2 separate regions of the Homo sapiens genome follow, and region 1 is linked to region 2. The links are chromatin loops, found by intact Hi-C in ENCODE. Cell type or tissue: K562. All regions are shown on one strand. Links, peaks and the distances in the headings refer to the core of each region. The heading gives the core; the rest is flanking DNA. Region 1 overlaps GABBR2 (gamma-aminobutyric acid type B receptor subunit 2). Region 2 overlaps GABBR2 (gamma-aminobutyric acid type B receptor subunit 2).

Region 1 (11,169 bases), core at 1,285-9,284, 130 kb after region 2:
CCGTCCATCTATCTATGCACCTATCCATCCATCCACCTACCCACCACCCACATACCCATCCATCCATCTACCTAAATGCTCATCCATTCATTCATTCACCCATGCATCCATCTACCCACATACTCATTCATTTATCCAACCATCCATCCACATCTATCCACCTACCCACGTATCCATTCATCCATCCACCCATCTGTATCCATCCACCTGTCCACACATCTATCCATCCATCCATCCATCCATCCACCCATTTATCCATCCATATTTACCTACCCACACGTTATCCCTCCATCTATATCCATCTACCTATCCATCCATCCATCCATCCATCCATCCATCCATCCATCCATCCATCTATATCTATACACCTACCCACATATTCATCACTCATTCGCCATTCACTCCTTCCACTCAGCCATCCAACTATCTACTCACATTCCCACCCCTCCACCCATCCCCCAACCCATGTCTCCACCACTCTACCCATCTGCCCATACATTCAACCAGCCTTCCTGTGTATCTATTATGTGTAAAACCCTGAGGAGACATTCAAGAAGTAGGGGACAGGGATGATAAAAGTCTCTCTGATGTATCTGTTCACTAACTTCAATTATAGTCCAGGCCATGTGCTAGAAACTGAAAACAGAGATAAATCTCAGAAAGACCCTACCCTCAAGGAGTTGGTAGTAGAAGTTAATTCATGCAAGCGAATGAATTAACTGGAATCAAAATTATTGCAAAAGAGGGTGAATTCAAGGATTTCTACATTGTGCTGCTGGGGTCTGAGGGCCATGTTTCTAAGAGTAGTTTGACTCTGCTCTGTTCAGTGGACACCCACTCCCTGGCCTGCCACCATTTTTTATTACTGAAAACATGGGAATGAGGTGAAAGGGCATTAAACAAAAAGGCTATTAACCCTACCACAAAAACCTCATGCGTAAAAAGCACAGTACTGTTTGCTGCTTTGGTAACTACACAAGCTGGCCAAGAAAATCAATGTGCTGCTGCTGCTGGTGGATCCCTCTCCCTTCTCTCTCTCTCTCTTTCTCATTCTCTTTCCCACTCTCTTCTGATTCATTTCTTAAGCTTTTAAGGGGATGACCACAGTGACTTAACATAAAGATAAAGCAATAAGGAGGTCACTGTTTCCCAAACCTTGTCATACGTGTGCCACCCTCATGGTTTTCACAATATCTACCCGCCATCTGTGCTTTCCTTTACTAAATATCTGCCTTAAAAAAAAAACTGAAAAAAGAGTGCTTATCTCGCTACCTTAAATGCTGGTTATATTTTTACAGTGCACATTCAAATAAACATGCAACATTAAAATAAAGAGTGTGGGTCTGGATACCAGCTACCGTGGTTCCTTCTTGGGCACCTGTTGCTCTATTGGAAAAGCTGCCATTGCTGCCAGGCTGTCCTCCAGGGCCTGCCTCCTGTGAGATGACCTGACAGCTCAGACCCAGGTTCCCCATGAAGGCTTTGCTTCTTCTTTGTTACTGCAGAAATTTGCTTACTAATTTTTAAATCCAAAGGGACAGTCAGCAAAGTCTTCCAAAGAGCAAATTGGAAAAAGAAAATGTAATATTAAAGGCAATGTTAATACTAACATAAATGTTAAATGAAGGACACTAATATCGGGCTTCTAGGTAAAATCTCCTTTGAAAAACAAGTTTGAAAACTCCTGGAATACGTTGATACATAGCTGTATACATGATGAATATGAATACCCATAGACCACATATTTAGGGATGTGTGTGTGCATGCATGCATGTGAGTGTGTTTGCGTGCATATGAATGTCAGAATGTGAATTACCAAAGATGGCAAGAGCTGCAAGAATCCAACTGAAGCAGCTGGTTGGGGACCCACCAACCACAGAATCCCATGGAAAATTAATTATAGGTGTTTGAGGGTCTAGAAGACTGTGAAGTTGGTATCCAAATACATTCTTCCTTGTCATCCTTGCACTAATTCAGCACATACTGTGTCCCAGGCACTCAACATGTATAAACCTCTTTAATCCTCACAGCCCTTTAAGGTAGGCCCCGTTGTTATCTATAGGGGTAACTGGGGGGCTTGCCCAGTATTTTGGCCTCTTTAGGGCCAAAGCACCATCATTCCCCAGCTCCTGAGAATATTGGCTACTGAAGGTCCCAGCCTACTTCCTTACTGCGAATTACCCTCCACCATGAGGAACTGCCTTGGCTAAGGATACACCTGCTCCTAGGGCCAGTGACTAGCTGATAAGAGGACACCTGGGCCCAGCCTCTGCTCCATCACAGCTCCAGAGCTACCAGAATCAGCTGGAGCCTCAGTTGCAGCCACACTGCCATCAGCTTCTTGCTCTTGTTCTGTCCCCTTCACTTCCCTACAGGTGTATCCAGAGCATGCTCTCTGACAAACCTTCTGCAAAGATGTCCCATCTCTATTTACAAGGAGCTTGATCTAAGGCACTATCTATGTTTTACAGATAAGAAACTGAGATGAAGAGAGATTGATTCCTTGCTCAAGTTTACCTGGCTAGCAAGTGGAGCCAAGATGAGAACCTAGGAATTCTGTCTCCAGGTTCCACACTCTTAACCATTTCATACCTCTTAGGAAGACAAAGGTGGACACCCCCTTCCAGTCCCTTATAGTCCCCCACTTCCCCCCTTCTACAATTTACAATGCCCCAACCAGACTCCAGGTCTTTACTTTAAAATTACTGGTTTAGGCAGTAATTCTAGGAAGCCTGAATCCCATTGAGAAAGAAGAAGGAGGTGGCAGTGGTGGTTAGAATTTCATGAGAAAGTGGCATGAAATTTCATGAGAAAGTGGACACTTCCAAGTGTCCTTCTCTCCATCACGCAGGTCTGGTTCTCATCCACGTGAGCACAGAGTGTCACATCGAGTGTGTGTGAGTAACCTCTGCATGAGCACACACAGGCGGAGCCAGTGTCCATCAGGGCCCACAGCCATGCCATCCTGTCGGCTAAAATTTATGTCAGCTGTCTTCTCCTGATTTTAGAAAACTTCCTTCCTGCTTAGCAAGCTCCTGGGCTAACATACCTTGACACACACACAGAGAGGGAGATTCTGGTCTCACACCAAGAGAAATGCACGTAATCTTCAGATTCGTTTTTCATATAGGATCTGGATATATCTCTGAGTATTTTCCTCAATAGTGGGGCTACCACTAATGTTTAATTGTACTATTTACTTTAAAATATTTGCTATTTATATTTTCAACATGTAAAAATGCACATTCTTAGGTTTCTGTATGTAAAAGCAACCAGACTTTTGCTGGGCTAATAACTATTTGGTTAGCGGTAGCTTGCAAATACCATTATTTCCCTCTAAAATTAGCAAACTACCTATGATATCTTTAAAAATACTTAAAAAATAAATGTACAGCTAAATAAAATTGCTCTATCATAATAAATAATAGCTAAATAAAATAAGCTCTCCCATAATAAATAACCCATTTAATAAAAACTCCTCTGAAGGAAGTTATTATTATTATTATTATTTATTATTTTTTGAGACAGAGTCTCACTCTGTTGCCCAGGCTGGAGTGCAGTGGCATGATCTCAGCTCACTGCAACCTCCACCTCCTGGGTTCAAGCAATTCTTCCACCTCAGCCTCTCAAGTAGCTGGGATTACAGGTGTGTGCCATCACAACCAGCTAATTTTTGTATTTTTAGTAGAGACAGGGTTTCACCTGTTGGCTAGGCTGGTCTAGAACTCCCAACCTCAGGTTATCCACCTGCCTTGGCCTCCCAAAGTGCTGGGATTACAGGCATGAGCCACTGCGCCCAGCTGGGAGTTATTTAATGGGTATGCAGTTTCAGTTTAGGATGATGAGAAAGTTCTGGAGATAAATAGTGGTGATGCTTGTATAACATGGTCAATGTGCTTAATGCCATTGAATTTGTACACTTAAAAATGACTAAAACAGTAAACATTATTTTATACATATTTTATCACAATTTAAAAAACGATAGGGTTAAGAAGATTGAGAACCACTGCCATGGAAAAAGTTTTATAATGTGAGGGACCAAAATAAATGATAAAGAAATTAAAATAAAAAGGATCACATCTGAATGTGAAGTGTCCCATGAGTCTGTCTGAATGATGAGGTTTCAGGAGACTGATTTCTCTTTGGTGCGTGCCTGTACTTTTCACATTTTCTACAAGGGACATGGATAATTTTTATAATCCAAAATAAATATGTATTAATATATGTTATTTTGAAACACATGAATAAGTTAGAACAGGGCAGGTGAGGTTATAAAATGCCCTCCCTCCTCCCGATCAGGGGAAAGGTGGGTACAATATAAAGAGTCTCTTCCAGTGCTGTGGCCAGAGCTTTCAGTGAGGCTGGCCCAGAACCAAGGGGCTGGGGCCTGGCTTCAGCCTTGCCTCTTACTCAGCAGGTTAGGGAGAGCCACAGAGCTCCCCCTGGAAACTGGGGTGGTGGGAAGTGCTGATCTCATTGGTTTATTTCCACATTGTCCTTCTCGGGCTAGATTCTTTTGCCCCCTAATGGAGGAGAGCTTTTATAGGTGTAGGATAATGGTTAAAAGTGAGGGTCGAAAGTTAGATGGCTTATGTTCAAATCCCAGCTTCTCTACTCACTAGCTCTGTCACCTTGGGTAAATTTTTTAACCTCTTAGGTTGAATGAGAGGGTTAAATTACTTAATCCTCTACCTCCTTAACCTCTTAGCTGCAAAACAGTGACAATAAATAGCAGTCTCCACTTTTTGGGGATGTGTCAGTTTGCTTGGGCCATCATCACAAAGTACCACACACTGGGTGGCTTAAACAATGGGAATTTGTTATCTCAGTTGTGGAGGCTAGAAGTCTGAGATCAAGTTGTTGGCAAGGCCACTTCCTTCTGAGGGCTGTGAAGGAGGATCAGTCACCTTCTGGTGGTTGGCTGGCAATCACTGACACTGCTGATGATATAGAAACCTCATCCGTATCTCTGCTTCATCATCACATGGCATTCTCCCTGTGTGCCTGGCTGTCTTCAAATCTCCCCTTTTTATAGAAACACTGGTTATATTGGATTACCTTACTTCAGTACGACCTCATCTTAACTAATCACATCTGTAACAACCCTATTTCCAAATAAGGTCACATTCTGAGCTACTGTGGGTTGCAGTTCAGCAGATGGATTTTTTAGGGGGGCACAATTCAATCCATAACAGGTGAATGTGAGGATTAAGTGAAATAATACATCTAGGAGCTTGGCATAGTGCTCAGCATATAGTAGGCATTCAAAACTGTTCATCATTCCTATTATCATGACATCTGTCATTATGGTAATTTGCTGTGACCACCATGTCCCTGGCTCCTTCCAAGGAGCCTCCTCTTTGTTTCTCCCAGGGATAAAGACAGAGCCTGCACCTTCTGTTGAAGCTCTCATAAGCTGATACACTCCCCCACACTGCTTTTCTTAAGGAAATAGCTATTTTTTCCCTGACTTGATGAAGTCAAACTTGCAAGCTTTGGAAGGTTAGGCATCAATTCAAACAAATTGCTAAACCACATTATTTTGATCTTTCAAATTTATCTGACAGCAGAAGGAGTAGGTTTCTTTCCTGTGCTGTACATTGTCTGCAGTCATTTGTAATTGTATTTAAATTAAAGGGGGAAGGGCAGCCAAGCAACGCCTAACAGCACAAGATTTGGAGACACTTGCATTTAGATCAGAAGACCTAGAATGTAATTCTGAACCAGGTTCACCAGTTATGCACTGTGGGACCCCAACATAGCCACTTTGCCTTTCTGAGCTATAATTTTGTAATTCATTCAATCAGCAAATATATTTCATGGACTAAGTGCTGGGTCTTGTAGACACCAGGGGTACAGAGAGAATTACAGGCCCCACTGTCAAGGGGCTCAGAGTCCAGCAGGAGGAGGCAGATAGACACACAAATAATCCAGTGTAGAGGGGAACCGTTACATCCTTCACTATTAATATGGGGATGGTAGTACCTGCTCTCTCTCTGATGCATCTCACCTGGTTGTTCCCATTGTGAGCCCCTTGGGGGCAAAACCTTACATCTTACTACTCCTACCTGGCCCTGGTCTGGCTTACTGGAGGTGCAATGAATGCTGGTTGAATTAATTGGATACCTAAATGCTTAAGAATATGGACTTTGAGTCAGTCAGACTTGGTAGCCTTGCATAAACTCTCACTTACTACCTGAAGGATCCTGAGTAAATCATTGAACTTTGCTGAGCCTGTTTCTTTAATCTATGACATGTCATTAATTATTTAAATCATCTGTTCATTAAACAAATATTTATCAGGCACCTACTATGTCCCAGGCACCCAGTTCTAAGCCTTAGAGATAAAGCAGAAAATAAAACAGACAATAAATAAGTAAAATATGTAGTATGTCAGATGGGGCTAGATGTTGTGGAGAAGGATGAGTAGAGGGGGGCTGGGTGGATGGGGAGGGAGTTGCAATTTAAAGTAGGGTGTCAGGTTAGGTCTCACTGGGAAGGAGAGAGGAGGGGAGAGACCTGACATAGGTGAGCAAGCCAGATGCAGCTCACTGGAGGAGTGTACCAGGAACTGGGAATTGTACGTCCCCACCATATTCAATAATAAGGGAAAAGTGCTTAGAATGCTTCCTGGGATACAGTAGGAGCTCGTTAATTGATAACTATTATTAGCATGAGTGAATAAATGTAATTGCATTAAGGAAGGAAGATGGGAGAGACTATAAATGCACTCTGTAAACAGGGCAGTCACACAGCAAGGATTATTATTATTATAGTTGTTGTTTATTACTAGCAATTACCTCTCGAAAATGTTTCTGACAATCTGAAGTCACAGAGGGCCCATCAGCAATTGCTTCTGCTGCTCAAGCCCTGGGATTTGAGCCCCAGAGAGTTGCTTATGGGAGAAACGAGAGATTGAGAGGGGAGTAAGGGATGAGTTTTTATGCTGCCTCAGGAAGGGATTCCTCCAACGCATGCGTGCACGTGCACATGCATATGCACATGCGCGCGCGCGCACACACACACACACACACACGCACGTGACCTTGTGTGAATTACCGCTACCAGGTATCACAGCAAGAATTTGGTAATCACTATTAGCAGATTCAAGAAATCTAAGTCCTGTTAATACTTCTGTTGTCAGTTCTGATTATTTATCGGGTTGAAAAAGTCTTTTTAGTTTATAGATGCCTGGAAGGCAACAGAGTAGAAAAGTGTGATTGAATTTCTCAATCATTTGTGAATTTAATCCAACAACATTCACTAGAGGTTATCAGGAATTATTGAGCTTCTACCAGGCATAAAGGGCCAGGTGAAGTACGAGGGGATCAGAGAAAGGAAGGGCTGTGGTCCCTGCAAATCTGGGAGATAGTAATTCGCTGGAGGAGACGAATATGGCTCTCCTACAGGCTACTGCAACTGGCAGGGGTGCATGCAAAATGCACCAGGGACGAGGGAGAAGAGTCCAGAACCCTCCAATCGGGTGTGGGGGTAGGTAAGGAGGACCATTGGTTCTAAAGTTACACATATGGTAACTATAAGGTTATAGTAAAAATTTTCTCTTGAAAATGCTTAAATTTCCCATAAATACACATGGGTGTCTTAGATGGGGTCCTCCAGAAACAAAGCCTAGGACAGGGAATCACATGTCAGTAATTTGTTAACGACGTGTTCTCGGAAGAAACCTGTAAGGGAGAGAAGAAAAAGGAAGAGGCCATGCTCAGATGTGGTTTAAGATGAAGGTGAGCCTCAGCCTGTTCTGGTTGGAAGCCCTGGAGGGTAAATTGCACTGGGTGTTGTACCAATGCATCGGTCATTGCTGCAGGCTGATGGTGTGGGTGTAATTCCCAGGCACCTCCAGGCAGGAGGCACCAATTGCCCAATCCTGTAGGGACTGTAGGGAAGGCAGCAGGTGTGAGCCATTAGCAGGGGCACCTGCAGCAGCTGGGGGATAAGCAAACCTAAGCAGCCCTCTGAAACTGAGCTCAGGAGATCTGGGTGGGACACCATCAGCATCTGCTGCAATTAGCTTTTGTGTGTAATGCTGAGTGGTAATGCTTAGGGCTGCTGGAGCACTGAGCTAGTCAAAAGGGAGGAAGAGGAGGGAGAGCTGAGAGCAGATGCCTTCCACATTAAGGTAACTTTCAAATCCCTAGAGTGAATGGCCACAGGAGAGAACTCAAGTGTTCTTGCTTAGAGGCAGAGTTTACTTGGTTCTGTGTGGATAGTAAACCACTCCAGCCTTCTTACAAGTTAATAGATTTGTTTATTGTTGAGAGGGTGAAATGAGATTATATATATGAAACAGAATGGTATCTCATAGGTATGCAATGATTGTTTGCTGGGTCTTGATTAGACCCACACAAACTCTGCTCTTTGTAAAGTAGCCATTTTAATAGCAGTAGTAATAATAATAGCAATAATGATGATGTAGTTCTTAGGTACTAAACATTATTATTTCCCACAGCCACACTTTGAAAGAAGAAATATTTACCGCCACTCTACAAATGAGGAAACTGAGGCACAGAGATGTAAGTAACTTCTCCAAGGTCACACAGCTCTAAGAGATACATACACTGTGACCTGTTTTTACTTGACCTTTCAAATTTGTAATTCTTGTTATAGTTGATCACTGCCATGTCCTGGGCAATGGTACATTTCATCTGAGTTTGAGGGTGGGCTGGTTAGCCAGAGAATGGAGGGAGAGAGATTAGAGTCTCAAATCAGCTCCTATGTTAAGTTTATGTGTGATGCAATTTCACTGGAACTACCTGGGTCTGGGATGTGCTGGGGACACATGAGGTACAGAGAAAGTTCTGGATGGGTTTTCTGTTGCTCCCGGGCAGCAGACAAGAAAGGAACATGAAAAAGGGACCTCAGAATAGGAAACCGTGGGGTGGCATTGGACGCTAGCATGGGGTCACTGGAACAAGCCCCATGTTCTAGGGCTCCCAGTTGTTATACCACATTTGGACTATTTCAGAGCTTCTAACAAGTTCTCCAGTGACAGCCTTGAGCACAAAGTCAAGAAACAGGCACAATCAGGATAATCTGGGGGATAGAGTCACAACTGGAAGAATGACCAGCCCCAAGTGGTGTCAAATCTTGACTGGGTAGAGTTTTCCTTATTTCTGGATGGAGTTCCCGGTGCCCTGTTTCTTGTCTTTTTCTTTCCCAGATTCAACCTAAAAAAGACTTCTTTTTTTTTTTTTTTTGAGACGGAGTCTCGCTCTGTCGCCCAGGCTGGAGTGCAGTGGCGCAATCTCGGCTCACTGCAAGCTCCGCCTCCCGGGTTCACGCCATTCTCCTGCCTCAGCCTCCCAAGTAGCTGGGACTACAGGCGCCCGCCACTACGCCCGGCTAATTTTTTGTATTTTTAGTAGAGATGGGGTTTCACCGTTTTTTAGCCGGGATGGTCTCGATCTCCTGACCTCGTGATCCACCCGCCTCGGCCTCCCAAAGTGCTGGGATTACAGGCGTGAGCCACCGCGCCCGGCCCCTAAAAAAGACTTCTATGAGTAAATGATGATATCAAATATAAGACACCAATGTCTGGCTGGTGGGAGGCCTGAAGTTTAGTCTCTACATTGGAAAGTAAAACCAGGACCCCAAAAGATCAAACAGGCAGGAGAGATGGGACAACTCTAACAAGATGATATGTAACTAGTATGTATGTGTGTGTGTGTGTGTGTGTGTGTGTGTGTGTGTGTAAAATTATATTTTGACTTAAAAAAACCAAGTGCACAAACTCCAGGATCACAGTAGGGCGAGGCAACAGTGGGGATGAAATAAAGGTGGGTTTGAGCCAACATTGCAAATTCCCCTGGAACGAGGAACCTGTTGGTTTTCTCTGGCTACCTAGTTTGACCTTACTTAGAGTACTTGGAATTCCAGCCAAACTGAGTTTAACTCTATGATGTCCTCCTTTTAGGTAAAAAGTTGGTAGGGTGGGTGGTGGGGTGGTGACTTGTCTAGGGGGTGGGGGGAGCATTTTTTGAGTCTTAGTAGAAATAATTTTTTAAAAATCTTGCAGAAACTTTAAGGGGTATACTGGCTAAGGCTGGATCCCTCTTCACCAGCAACAAAAGCAAATGGATCAATACACTCTGCAAATCGCCATCTGCTGTTCTTCATCACCTTGGTGAGACCAATTAGAAGATAACAGCCATCGGAGGTGAAATGCCTGAACCTAAGGGTGCCAGCCTGTCCTGACAGAGGTTACACTAGGATGTCCAGACCCGCTGCTGGTTGAGAGACACTGGGCAGAGGATGAAGGATGGCTCTATTATTTGGAGGAACTTAATGGGTCACTCTCTTTCCAACTGTGATCGTTCCCACATAGAGTACACCCACCGAGAATGAGGGACAGTCACAGCAAACTTTAGCAAGAATGGAGCCCTCTTCTCATAATCCGAGACATTCCCCAGGAGCCTCTTTCAATTTCCCTATGGTCAAATGCTCTTGACACCTAAAAGCCCCCATCCAAACCCAGTGTACATGCCCTAAGGAACTCCTGGAAAAGCATGGGTTCAATTCTCATAAGGTAAAATGAGAGTCTATTAATTTATTTTATTTCTTTTTTGAGACGGAGTCTCACTCTATTGCTCAGGCTGAAGTACAGAGGCGTAATCAGCCGCAACCTCCTGGGCTCAGGTGATCCTCCCACCTCAGCCTTCCAAGTAGCTGAGACTACAGGCACCTGCCACCATGCCCGGCTAAATTTTGTATTTTTTTGTAGAGACAAGGTCTCATCATGTTGCCCAGGCTGGTCACAAACTCCTAGGCTCAAGCGATCCACCCACCTCAGCCTCCCAAAGTACTAGGATTACAGGCAGAAGCCACTGCACCCAGCTGATTCTGTAAATTTAGCCTGTCATAGGCACCACAATCTCAATGTGCTGTCCTTTTAAAAGACAAATCAGAAGATACATTTACCAAACAGGGTATACTGCTGGTAACAGCCATCATCTTAGCCTGACATACCCAAAGGATTTGTCGACCTTGAGATCTGGGAGGTCACCCTTGTTTTAAGAGACTGGAAACTGGAAAGAGTTTAAAAAAAAAAAAAAAGATCACCTGAAGAACTTTAAGGCTTTGATTTTCACCTGAAGACTTAGCCAGTGTTTCCAAGCATGTGCTGAAAGGTTATGGTCTCCTGACGATGAATTT
Region 2 (11,169 bases), core at 1,314-9,313:
GGAGAGAAGATTCAAGGATCAACCTGGGCTGAAATATGGTGGAGCTGACCTTTCAAGTTCTTCCTAATGTTGGAATTTCACAACGTGGGCTTGGTATGTGATCTTTGATTTTTTTTTTTGAGACGGAGTTTCGCTCTTGTTGCCCAGGCTGGAGTGCAATGGCCTGATCTCGGCCCACCGCAACCTCTGCCTCCCGGGTTCAAGCGATTCTCCTGCCTCAGCCTCCAAAGTAATTGGGATTACAGGCGCCCACAACCACACCCAGCTAATTTTGTATTTTTAGTAGAGATGGGGTTTTGCCACGTTGGTCAGGCTGGTCTCGAACTCCTGACCTCAGGTGACCCACCCACCTCGGCCTCTCAAAGTGCTGGCATTGCAAGCATGAGCCACAGCACCTAGCATGATCTTTGATTTCAAAAGATGAGTAAAGTGGAAAGAGTGCTGGGTTTGCAGTTTGGAGGTTACTAGGCAGCTTTTGGCAAATCATTTAACCTCTCTGAGGCTTACCCTCCTCATCTATTAAATGGGGATGATCCTGCCCACCTCCCATGGACTTAAGAGAGGGTCCGCTGAAATGCTGGACATGAACATGCACTGGATGTCGGCAGACTGCTCTTCCTGGGAGTAGTGCAGTGACAGCTGTAAGGCACAGCCACGAGTTTTTGGGTTACTCTCTGGTTAAGATCTTGACTCTGCCACTTACTAGCCAGATGACCTTGGGCAAGACACCAAGCCTCAGTGTCATCAGTGAAATGAGGATGTTATTTGTACCTATCTCATAGGGTTGCTGCAGGAACTGAGATAGCATGTGGCAGGCACTGAGTCCACAGAGAGTAACTGCTTAGTCATGGAGGCTCTGTTTATTTTTACATTGATGGAGGCCCCTGGGAGACAGAGGCCCAACAAAGAAGTGTCCCCCCTCAACACTGTCTCCTGCTCTGCACCTACCATGAGAAGTCCCTTGTAGGCATAGACGATGCCAAGCCAGATGGTCATATGGGTGTTCTCACAGTGCTCCAGGAGAGGGCGGATGGAGATATCCCGTCCTGCTGGGTCCGGCTGTGCAAAGAGAAAACAGAGACTCAGGGATGGCACAGGACACTCTTCCAGCAACTGGGTCCTTATCTGAGAGCCCTTTTCCCTCCTGTGAGCCATAGCCAATGCCACTGTTCAGCAGGCCATTTGGACCCCATCTCTGTGTTCCTAAGGTGTGGAGCCCAGGCCTCAACTAGCGTTGACTGCCTTCTGTTTGTTGGTAGCAATTCAACCCTGCACTCCAGTTCTCTGCATAATTCATGCCTCTCCAATTTGAGTCAGAGCTCCTGAGGGTAGGAACTGGGTCACTTCTTTGCCCCTAGGATCTAACACAAAACCTGGCCCAATGCAGGTACCGCTAATATTTGTTGTGAGAATGAGGTATAAAGTTAGGTCAGGAGGTCTTCAGGTATCTCTGGGGTTACCTCTGTGCAACTGGAGATATAGGATATACTGGCCTGCCCAAGCCTGGGGCCTGCCAAACCCTTCTGAGGAGACCCTCTTGCCCACAGCCCCACTGCTGGAGCAGTGATGGCAGCCAGGTTGTGTACCACATGACTCATCCTTGGCCAGAGCTGACTGGACAAAGAATGGGCACCTGACCCCAGGCAGCCAATCCAGAGGCTTGTCAGATACCTATGAGGTTTCCTCCTACAAAGTGCTCTGCCTAATGAGGGTTGATGGAGAGGATCCCTCCTGAGCACATTCTCTCTGGCAGGAACTTGAATTGGGAAACTCTGGGAGATAATTGGCCAGATGGTGGCAACAAGACAAAAAGACACCCAGGGAATGAAACAACATCTACTGTACATTTATTTTTTTCTGAACCATTTGAGAGTAAATTGCAGATATCCTGACCCTTCACCCCTGAATATCCTAGCATATATTTCCTAAGAACAAGGGATTCCCTTGCACAATCACATACACTTACTAAATTCAGAAAATTTAACACTGATACAGTGTATTATCTAATATACTAGCCATTTTCAGATTTTGCCAATTGGCTTAATAACGTCCTTTAAAGCAACTGTGGATTTTCCAATGCAGGATCCAATCCAGCATCATTATTGCACTTACGTGTCTTTGGTTTCCTTTAATCTCAAACAATTCTTCAGCCTACTTTGGTCTTTCATGTCATTGTTTCTGAAAAATCTAGTTCAGTTATTTTGTAGAAGCCCCTCAATTTGGATTAGCCTGAATGTTTTATATTCAGATTTTATGTATTCTTGTCAGGAATCCTACATAAGTAAGAGTCACATCAGGGGGACGCGTTGGCACTCTGTGATCACTTGGTTGACATGATTTCTGTCAGACATCCATTTCAAAGGTATCATTTCCCCATTTGTAATTAATAAATAATCTGTGGGAGCTACTTTGAGACTGTGTAAGTATCCTGTTCCCCCACAAATGTTCACGCAGTGGTTTCAGCAACCATTGATAATTCTTACCTGAGTCATTTATTACTTTGGTAGCTGCAAAATGGTGATTTTCTAACTCTACCATTCTATTTAAACACTTGGCATTCTACTGCAAAGAAGAGCTTTCCTTTCCTCCCATTTATTTATGTATATCAGTATGTTCCTTTTTTTTGAGATAGAGTCTCTGTCACCCAGGCTGGAGTGCAATGTCGTGATCTCCGCTCACTGCAACTTCTGCCTCCTGAGTTCAAGCAATTCTCATGTCTCAGCCTCTTGAGTAGCTGGGATTATAGGCGGCCGCCACCATGCCTGGCTAATTTTTGTATTTTTATTAGAGATGGGGTTTCACCATGCTGGCCAGGCCGGTCTTGAGCTGCCGACCTTAGGTGATCTGCCCGTCTCCGCCTCCCAAAGGGCTGGGATTACAGGCATGGGCCACCATGTCTGGCCTAGTATGTTCCTTTTTAATTCAATGTCTTATAATCCTTTGCTATCTTATTCATGTTGATGCTTAAATTTTTCCAGATTGGGCCAGTGGAAAACAACTTCATGCTGCCTTCTATGTTTTTTCCACACATCACCATAATTTTTTTGAGCACTTTCTTACTTCTTGGCACAACGATTCCAGCACTCCTTGAACTCTTCTTGCTCCCAGCCTTGCAATCAACCATTTCTCCAAGGAGTCCTTGTTCTTTTTAGTGGAGAATGGTGTTTAGAAACCAAGATGTAGGCACTTGATGGTCTCACTGTTCCTAAGTTGTCACTACTTCTAAGCTCTTTTAAAAATAAATCTGTCTGTCTGTCTGTCTAGATAAGATCCAACACTGCCGAGTTCTTGCTTGCCTTCCCCATTCCATATTTTCATCACTCTTCTCCAACAGTGGAATCCCTGCCTTCGAACAACATCAAAATATTTACTGATTTGTTCAGTCCTACATTAGACACTAAATAGTTGCAAAATTGATACATCCATACAACTGTCAAGCACAAACTTACTAAGTAAAGTTGAAGATTCCTTTGCAATCTGTTTGCCACTGGGAGTATATCACCAAATAACTGTGTTCAGGATGTTATATTCTGATGGAGTTGTGCTGTTGAGGCCCAGGGTAAAGCCACACTCCTGAGGGTAAGGCATGGGCATCCCCAGGGTCAATCACTAGGAAGAAGGTACTTTGATGGGACCCAGGGGTAGAAGGCAGGTCTTAGACGGGTAGCGTTTAGAAACTAGTTTTTTGGTCTTGCTCTCCAGGTGTGACCTTTGAAGCAGGCAATGGACCTGGGCTTCTGTGAGGTGGGGGAAAGATGGTGCTCCCACGTGAAAGCAGGAGGAGCTAGGAGGGGTGGGACCTGGGGGTTCAGGCCATTTTTTGACCAGATCATCCTGCTGTGTGTTCTCTCAGGCTTGATTTGCCTTTCGCTGTCCCAAGCCACAGAAAGCCTTAGCTCAACCTCTTTGGGTCCATGTGCATTGAGTCCACACTTGGGCTGGAGTGCTAGAGGGGATAATGTGGTTTCCTGAAGGCTCTGCAGTAAGAAACACCCCGGAGGGAGGTGATCTCCAGAAACTAAAGTCAGAGTGGCCAGGGGTAGAGATTTCCCCTCCACTGCTACCCACCCAGGAGCTGGGCTGCATTTTATTAAGGGCAATGGGGGTTTCCTGACATCCTTTCATTGTTTAATTAAGGTGACAGAACTGGCTTGGTCCCAAGGTCAACTGACTTAGTGGCAGAATCTGGGTTTCTCCAGTGTGTGACAATCAGGCCAACATCAGAATGCAGTAGCACGGACCCATTCCAGTTATGCATGAATGGCAAACCCATTAACGGTGATCCTGTCTTTTCCTCTACAATGAACAGCAGTAATTTATGATGGAATCTTAGATTCTCGGTGTGGAGAAAATTAGTTGTGTCATACAGCATTGCTCAATGGGATGAAGTGCTCTTCACAGGAAACTGACAAGGCTTGCCTGGCTTACACACTGCAGTGGCAGGGAGCCCCTCCCTCCTGCTCCCGGTGAGGTAGTACACAGTGCTTTCACGGAGCCACAGCCTTCTCCTCCTGGACCTCCACTCACCGGGGCTCATCTCTCCCCTGGGGTTCCCCAGAATAATTCCAAGCTCTCTCTTTGAGTCTGCACACCTTCCACAGGAGGGAAGATCTACAGAGAGGGGACACACCACTGTGCCTTCCTCCACCCAGGCCACCTTGTCAGTCAACCTGCTGGAGTTTACCACTGCTCTACAGATTTACCACTCCTACAGGCTTTGAATGGAGCTCAGTACTCCAGGCAGTGCTGAGCAAGTCAAGTGCTGAGCAAGTCAGCTTGACCTCTTTCTCTGGGTCTCCTTGGCTTTCTATATAATCTTCCACCAGTGATTCATGTGTTCCTTCAGGTTGGACCAAGACCCATCAGGTAGTTTTCACAGAACTGCTGCTAGCCCAGTCTTTCCCCCTGTGCTGCTGACATTCCAGCCTGGCTACCTTTACCTTTCTCTTAGCTGCTCCCCTTCCCCCGCAACCCCACCTTCACCGCTCTGACCTCTCGGAATCTTGAAATCTGAATTCTTATCTTTGGCCTTTCAGTTCCGCACCCATCTCAGCAGCCTTAAGCACAGTCCTGGCAGGAGGGTAGCAAACAAACACGATGGGTCCACTGAGAGTTCATGGAAGTCAGTGGTCCTGGGGTGGCCGAGCTGCTCCCACACCCACCTTCCCCATATTCAGGTGCTGATCCAGAAATAAACTGCAAAAATGTTCTGGTCACTAATGTCATCCTCATGCAGCCCCATCTCCCTGTCACAGGTCAGAGGTTACGGTGGCAGGGGTTGGGATAGTTTTGGGAGTGATGATGTTCCTGTTCCTGTGAGGCTGGCAATGGGCATCTGGAAGAAAATCAAGTGACTCCTGCACTGAACCACAAAGCAGACTGTACAAGCTGTAGGTGTTGTCTAATCCATCCAGATTCTACCTGGGCCTGGAGTTCGCAGTGGTCTGTGCAGCCACACATGGGGAGAGATGCACCTGAGCATGCAACCTGCAGGGGCAGGTGGGCTACCCACCCCCCAACCCCCAGTGCTTCCTTGTCATTGTCGTGCACCAAAGCAGCACCACTAGAGGGCACCAAAGAGCCACATGAAGGGTCCAGCCTGGTGGTGGTGGATTACCCTCTGCTGGGGACACAGAACTACCAACTACTATAGATCGGTGGGGCCGGAAACGGTGAAGCTGTCAGCAGCATCTTGTGCTACTCTGGAAGGCACCCACTGGCCTTACATGAGGCCAGATTTCCAAGCACCATGGGGGACTCCCCCACTTCTGGAGCAGCTGTTGGGGAAGTATTCAGGCTATACTTGGGCACTGCACTCGGCCTGTTCCCAGTGTGGACTGTCCACGCAGGCCAGGGCCAGCGAGCACAGGGCACTGACCCCTGCAGACATCAGGGTCAGGGCCTAAGCCCGGGCTTCGGCCTCTTCTCTTCTGTACAGGACAGCATTTGCATTGCCCTTAGAATGTTTTTCTTGCTCTGGATAGCTGGCCTGCAAAATTTTCAACTGGCTTTTTTTTTTTTCGAGACAGAGTTTCACTCTTGTTGCCCAGGCTGGAGTGCAATGGCGCAATCTCAGCTCACTGCAACCTCTGCCTCCTGGGTTCAAGCGATTCTCCTGCCTCAGGCTCCCGAATAGCTGGGATTACAGGCATGCGCCACCACGCCCAGCTAATTTTTGTATTTTTATTAGAGACGGGGTTTCTCCATGTTGGTCAGACTGGTCTCGAACTCCCAACCTCAGATGGTCTGCCTGCCTCAGCCTCCCAAAGTGCTGGGATTACAGACGTGAGCCGCTGCACCCGGCCACTTTTGTTATTTTTCTTCCTTACTTGTTGCTCTCTTTGGCAATTGCCTAAGAAATCATTCATTCATTCATTCATACAGTGAATAACTGTTAAGCACTACCATTTGCCAGATACTGTTCTGGGCATGCAGCAATAACCTGGATAGACAAGAGCCCTGTCCTCATGGCTCTCCCATTCCAGTAAGACCAGGACAGTTCCCATGAGAGGCAGCCTCAGAGAGAGAGGGCTGACTTCACCAGATAACATCAGCCATAAGGACACCAAGAGCTGCCTTATCATGAGTGACAATGATGTGCTCACTGCTGGGTTGGGAACTCTACACCCGTCATCTTGTTGAAGTCACAAAAATCCAACAAGGTGTTATACTTATTTCACAGATGAGGAAACAGAGTCACAGAGAGGTGAAGTAACTTGCCCAAGATCTCCAGCTAGTAAGTCTCGGGGCTGAGATTAAACCCAGGCGTGTGTGACTCTCAAACCAGCACTCCCTCCTCCTTCACCATGAGCCTTCCCTGATGTGCCCTCCTCTCACGTGCATCATTGTGTCAAATCGGAGGAGACAGTGGGTGTAACCGGCTCTATAAACTGCAAAGTGCTTATTTGAGGGAGGAAGAACTTAATCGTTAAATATTCAACAGTGGCTTCCCCTGAAGCCCCCAGAGCTTTAGGGTGAAGGCTGCGCTTTGGTGCTGCGAGCTGAACTCAGGCTGATAAAATGCTCTTTCCTGCCTGGCAGGGCACCGTGTCCAGCAGTGAGGCCACACCGGTTTGGGACGGCCAGAAGATGGAAGTGCTCACACCTGACTTCTGGTCAGGCTGCTGCTCAGCAGGAGGCACGCAGAAGCTGCCGGGGAAAGCCTCTCCCATCTGTGCGGCAAAAGGAGAGCAGCTGGCCCGAGAGTCCCTCTGCATAATGCAATTACTCACAATGTAGGTCAGTGCCCCCTGCAAATATCCCGCTCTGTCCGGCTGCACAAACTGACAGGCAGGGAGTTGGAGCATAAGTGGAGGTGTTGAGGCCTGAAAGGTCAAAAGCCTTGGTCCTGCTACAGACTTGCTGGGTGATCTTGGGCAAATCCCTGCCCTTTTCTAGACCTCAGTTTCCCATTTGTGAAGGGAGCCCATGGGTTGATTTACAGTGTAGTTAATGGGAGTCTGAGTCATTGGGAGATGACTCTATCTGTCCTACATTTCATGACTGTATTTGTCCTACATTCATTCATTCGAAATCGACTCCATGAGGATTTGTCATGTGCCTGCTGTGTGTCATGCACCATGTTGGTGTGGGGGTACAGGATGAATGAGACCAACATGGCGCTTGCCTTCTTGGAGGGTACATTCCAGTGGAACGGGGGCTGCTCAACAAACACAGGCATTCAACAAACCACACAGTACAGTTATGAATACAAACAGTGATAAATATTCCTAAAGGAAACTACGGGCACTTGGAGGGGTGCTAATGAGGGAAGTTGTTTCAGATCAGGTAGCCTGGGATGGCTACTCTGCAGTGGTGACATTTAGTCTGAGACCCGGCAGATAAGAAATGCCAGCCATGTGAAAAGCTAGGGGAAGAGCACGCATGGCAGAAGGCATGGCAAGGGAAAAGAACCTGAAATGCAAAGACATCAGCATATTTGAGGAACCCTCATGTGGCCAGAGAGGCTGAAGTGTGATAAGCGAGAGGACAGCATGGCTTCTCACTCGATAATGTGAGCACAAAGTGCCTGGGGAGCTTGTTAAAATGCAGATTCAGGTGCGCGGTCCCGGGTGGGGCCTGGGATGCTGCATTTCTAAGCAGTTCCAGGGGAGGAGCTGATCCAGGGGCCACCCTTTGGGCAGCAAGGCCTTAAAGGATTTGAAACAGTAGGGTAATATTTGGTTCTCAGCTTAGAAGCAGTCTGGTTAAGAACGCAGATTCTCTTTGTCACCCGCACACCTCTGACACAGAGTGATGACTTAGCGCAAGGCCAGACTTGACAGGGCTCCTCTGTATGTTTCTGACCCTGGACCAGACCTTGACAATCATGTGCTTCTGTGTGTCCTGTGCAGGGCTGGCCAGGGCGGTTAGGGGTGGGCGAGGCAACAGGCCCAGGCAGGGAGGATGGGGAGTCCAGATGGTGCACATGAGGAGGGCCACGCAATTCACCTCTGATCACGGGGCTCTTGGCGCGGGTCACTCGGACCTTTTATTCCTGCCACCACTGTGGGTGGAAAGGGTTCCTAGGCCCAGCCCAGCCCGGCCCGGCCAGTGCTCCTTTGAGGGAGGGGGTGCTTTCCACCTTCTGACCAGCTCCCAGAAGTTGGCATGCAGAACTTTCTCCCTGGGCCATACCTGCCTCTTTTCTTTTTTCAAATTCCAAAGTTGATTTTTAAAGTATATGGTAAAATTGGTAGGTTTTTCTGCTGGGGGTGAGTGTAGGTGTGCATGTAAATGTGAGTTTGTGTGTGTGTGTGTGTGTGTGTTGGGGGTGTGTGTGTGTGTGTGGTGTGTGTGTATTAGGGGGTGTGTTTGGCCTTCCCAGACTGCATTTCAGAGTTTTGAGATGGTTCTCCTTTCCTGGGAAGGCAGGTGAGTCAACATGGCCTCTTTTGGGGTGCCAACAAGGATGCCTAGGCAGGGAGGGGAAAGGGCCCTGGACTCAGATCCCAAGTCCACCTCTTGCCAGCTGTGTGACTTTGCACATGTCTCCCAGCCTCTCTGAGCCATAACTTCCTCATCTACAACCTCCCAGGGCTGGCAAGATGATCAAAGGAGGTGCGGTGTGACTCGCAAGCTGGAGAGACGGGAAAGCCTGCTCCTGATGTGGAAAGCATCATTATTATCCCCCACTGCAGACAGCCACAGAGCGCTGGAGCTGGGAGGAACCTTCCAGATCCCTCAGGGGCTGGACTGCTTATCTCCACAGCAGCAGCCCCGCACCTCTGAGGCAACAAAGCTAGAAGCTGTCATTTCAAGTAAGCATTTTTTTTGTAGAATGTTATGATTACAAGTTTGGGTGATTTTTTTTTTTTTTCCAGAATCAGAGATCTGGAAAGGACATGTAAGATCACCCACCAGGGTTTCTCAACATGGGCACTTCCAGCCACTTTTCTTTGGGGATGCAGAGAGCAATTATTTGTTGGGAGGGACTATTCTGTGCTGGGTGGGGTGCACAGAACCCCTGGACCCCGCGTACTAAAGGCCATGAATGTCCTCTAGTCACTGTGACAGCCCTGATCTCCCTCCCGTCTCCCCATTTCCAAACACGAATGGGGTTCTGCATTGATCCAGTTTCTCTTCTTATAGGTGGAGAAACGCAGGCGCAGAAAAGAACCTGGAACTAGCAGCTGTTTTGGCAGCCAGATGAGATGCCCCCTGGGAGAGCCATGCCTCTTGTGGAAAGGGCCTGCTCCTCCTCACCTTCAGGAAGTTCTACTAAAATTCAGTAATCTTACTAGGCAGTAAGATTCAGGACATAGGCATGGGCAAGGACTTCATGTCTAAAACACCAAAAGCAATGGCAACAAAAGACAAAATTGACAAATGGGATCTAATTAAACTAAAGAGCTTCTGCACAGCAAAAGAAACTACCATCAGAGTGAACAGACAACCTACAAAATGGGAGAAAATTTTCGCAACCTACTCATCTGACAAAGGGCTAATATCCAGAATCTACAATGAACTCAAACAAATTTACAAGAAAAAAACAAACAACCCCATCAAAAAGTGGGCGAAGGACATGAACAGACACTTCTCAAAAGAAGACATTTGTGCAGCCAAAAAACACATGAAAAAATGCTCACCATCACTGGCCATCAGAGAAATGCAAATCAAAACGACAATGAGATACCATCTCACACCAGTTAGAATGGCGATCATTAAAAAGTCAGGAAACAACAGGTGCTGGAGAGGATGTGGAGAAATAGGAACACTTTTACACTGTTGGTGGGACTGTAAACTAGTTCAACCACTGTGGAAGTCAGTGTGGCGATTCCTCAGGGATCTAGAACTAGAAATACCATTTGACCCAGCCATCCCATTACTGGGTATATACCCAAAGGACTATAAATCATGCTGCTAGAAAGACACATGCACACGTATGTTTATTGCAGCATTATTCACAATAGCAAAGACTTGGAACCAACCCAAATGTCCAACAACGATAGACTGGGTTAAGCAAATGTGGCACATATACACCATGGAATACTGTGCAGCCTTAAAAAATGATGAGTTCATGTCCTTTGTAGGGACATGGATGAAATTGGAAGTCATCATTCTCAGTAAACTATCGCAAGAACAAAAAACCAAACACCGCATATTCTCACTCATAGGTGGGAATTGAACAATGAGATCACATGGACACAGGAAGGGGAACATCACACTCTGGGGACTGTTGTGGTGTGGGGGGAGGGGGGAGGGATAGCATTGGGAGATATACTTAATACTAGATGACGAGTTAGTGGGTGCAGCACACCAGCATGGCACATGTATACGCATGTAACTAACCTGCACAATGTGCACATGTACCCTAAAACTTAAAGTATAATAATACAAAATAAATAAATAAATAAAATAAAATTCAGGAACTGCTTGAGGGGTAAGGGGACCACTGGTGCATTTGTGACCCAGGAACAGGACCTGGAGCCTACAGGAAAGGCCTGGGAAAGGGCAGGAGTCTCCAGCAGGCTCAGGACCTTCCCAGGACTCGGCCCTGGGGGGTCTGAGGCAATATTTCCTGGATCTCAATACCCAGGAGGTCCCAGCTGACGTGGGACAAGAAACTATTCACATGGTCACCCGATTTTTGTTGAAGGCACATTATTGAGTGGACGTTTCTGCTTGCTGACCTCAGGCAAGCAAATCCCTTCCCCTCAGAGGCCCCCT

The links. Hi-C counts contacts between places; a loop is a spot of excess contacts. Peaks named below come from ENCODE experiments on the same cell type or tissue, not always from the same donor. Only the 100,000 strongest peaks of a DNase experiment are listed, where the experiment ranks them.
Region 1: a loop joins it to region 2, with 10 times the contacts of the local background. A loop is called at or near these places in 2 of 110 quality-filtered maps.

Annotation. Positions count from the first base shown.
Region 1 is chr9:98,437,865-98,449,033 of GRCh38, forward strand. The region is part of intron 7 of GABBR2 (gamma-aminobutyric acid type B receptor subunit 2); the gene reads right to left. Among named protein-coding and RNA genes, the nearest start is that of TBC1D2, 190 kb to the left of the region's middle. In K562, for the core only: CTCF peaks have their summits at 4,487 (motif pointing left) and 5,875 (motif pointing right); a DNase peak (open chromatin) is centred at 4,447.
Region 2 is chr9:98,310,147-98,321,315 of GRCh38, forward strand. It overlaps GABBR2 (gamma-aminobutyric acid type B receptor subunit 2), which reads right to left. Exons shown (of 19, transcript NM_005458.8): 14 at 949-1,059. Among named protein-coding and RNA genes, the nearest start is that of TBC1D2, 60 kb to the left of the region's middle. In K562, for the core only: a CTCF peak has its summit at 5,579 (motif pointing right); DNase peaks (open chromatin) are centred at 1,625, 5,615, 6,565, 9,185 and 1 weaker place.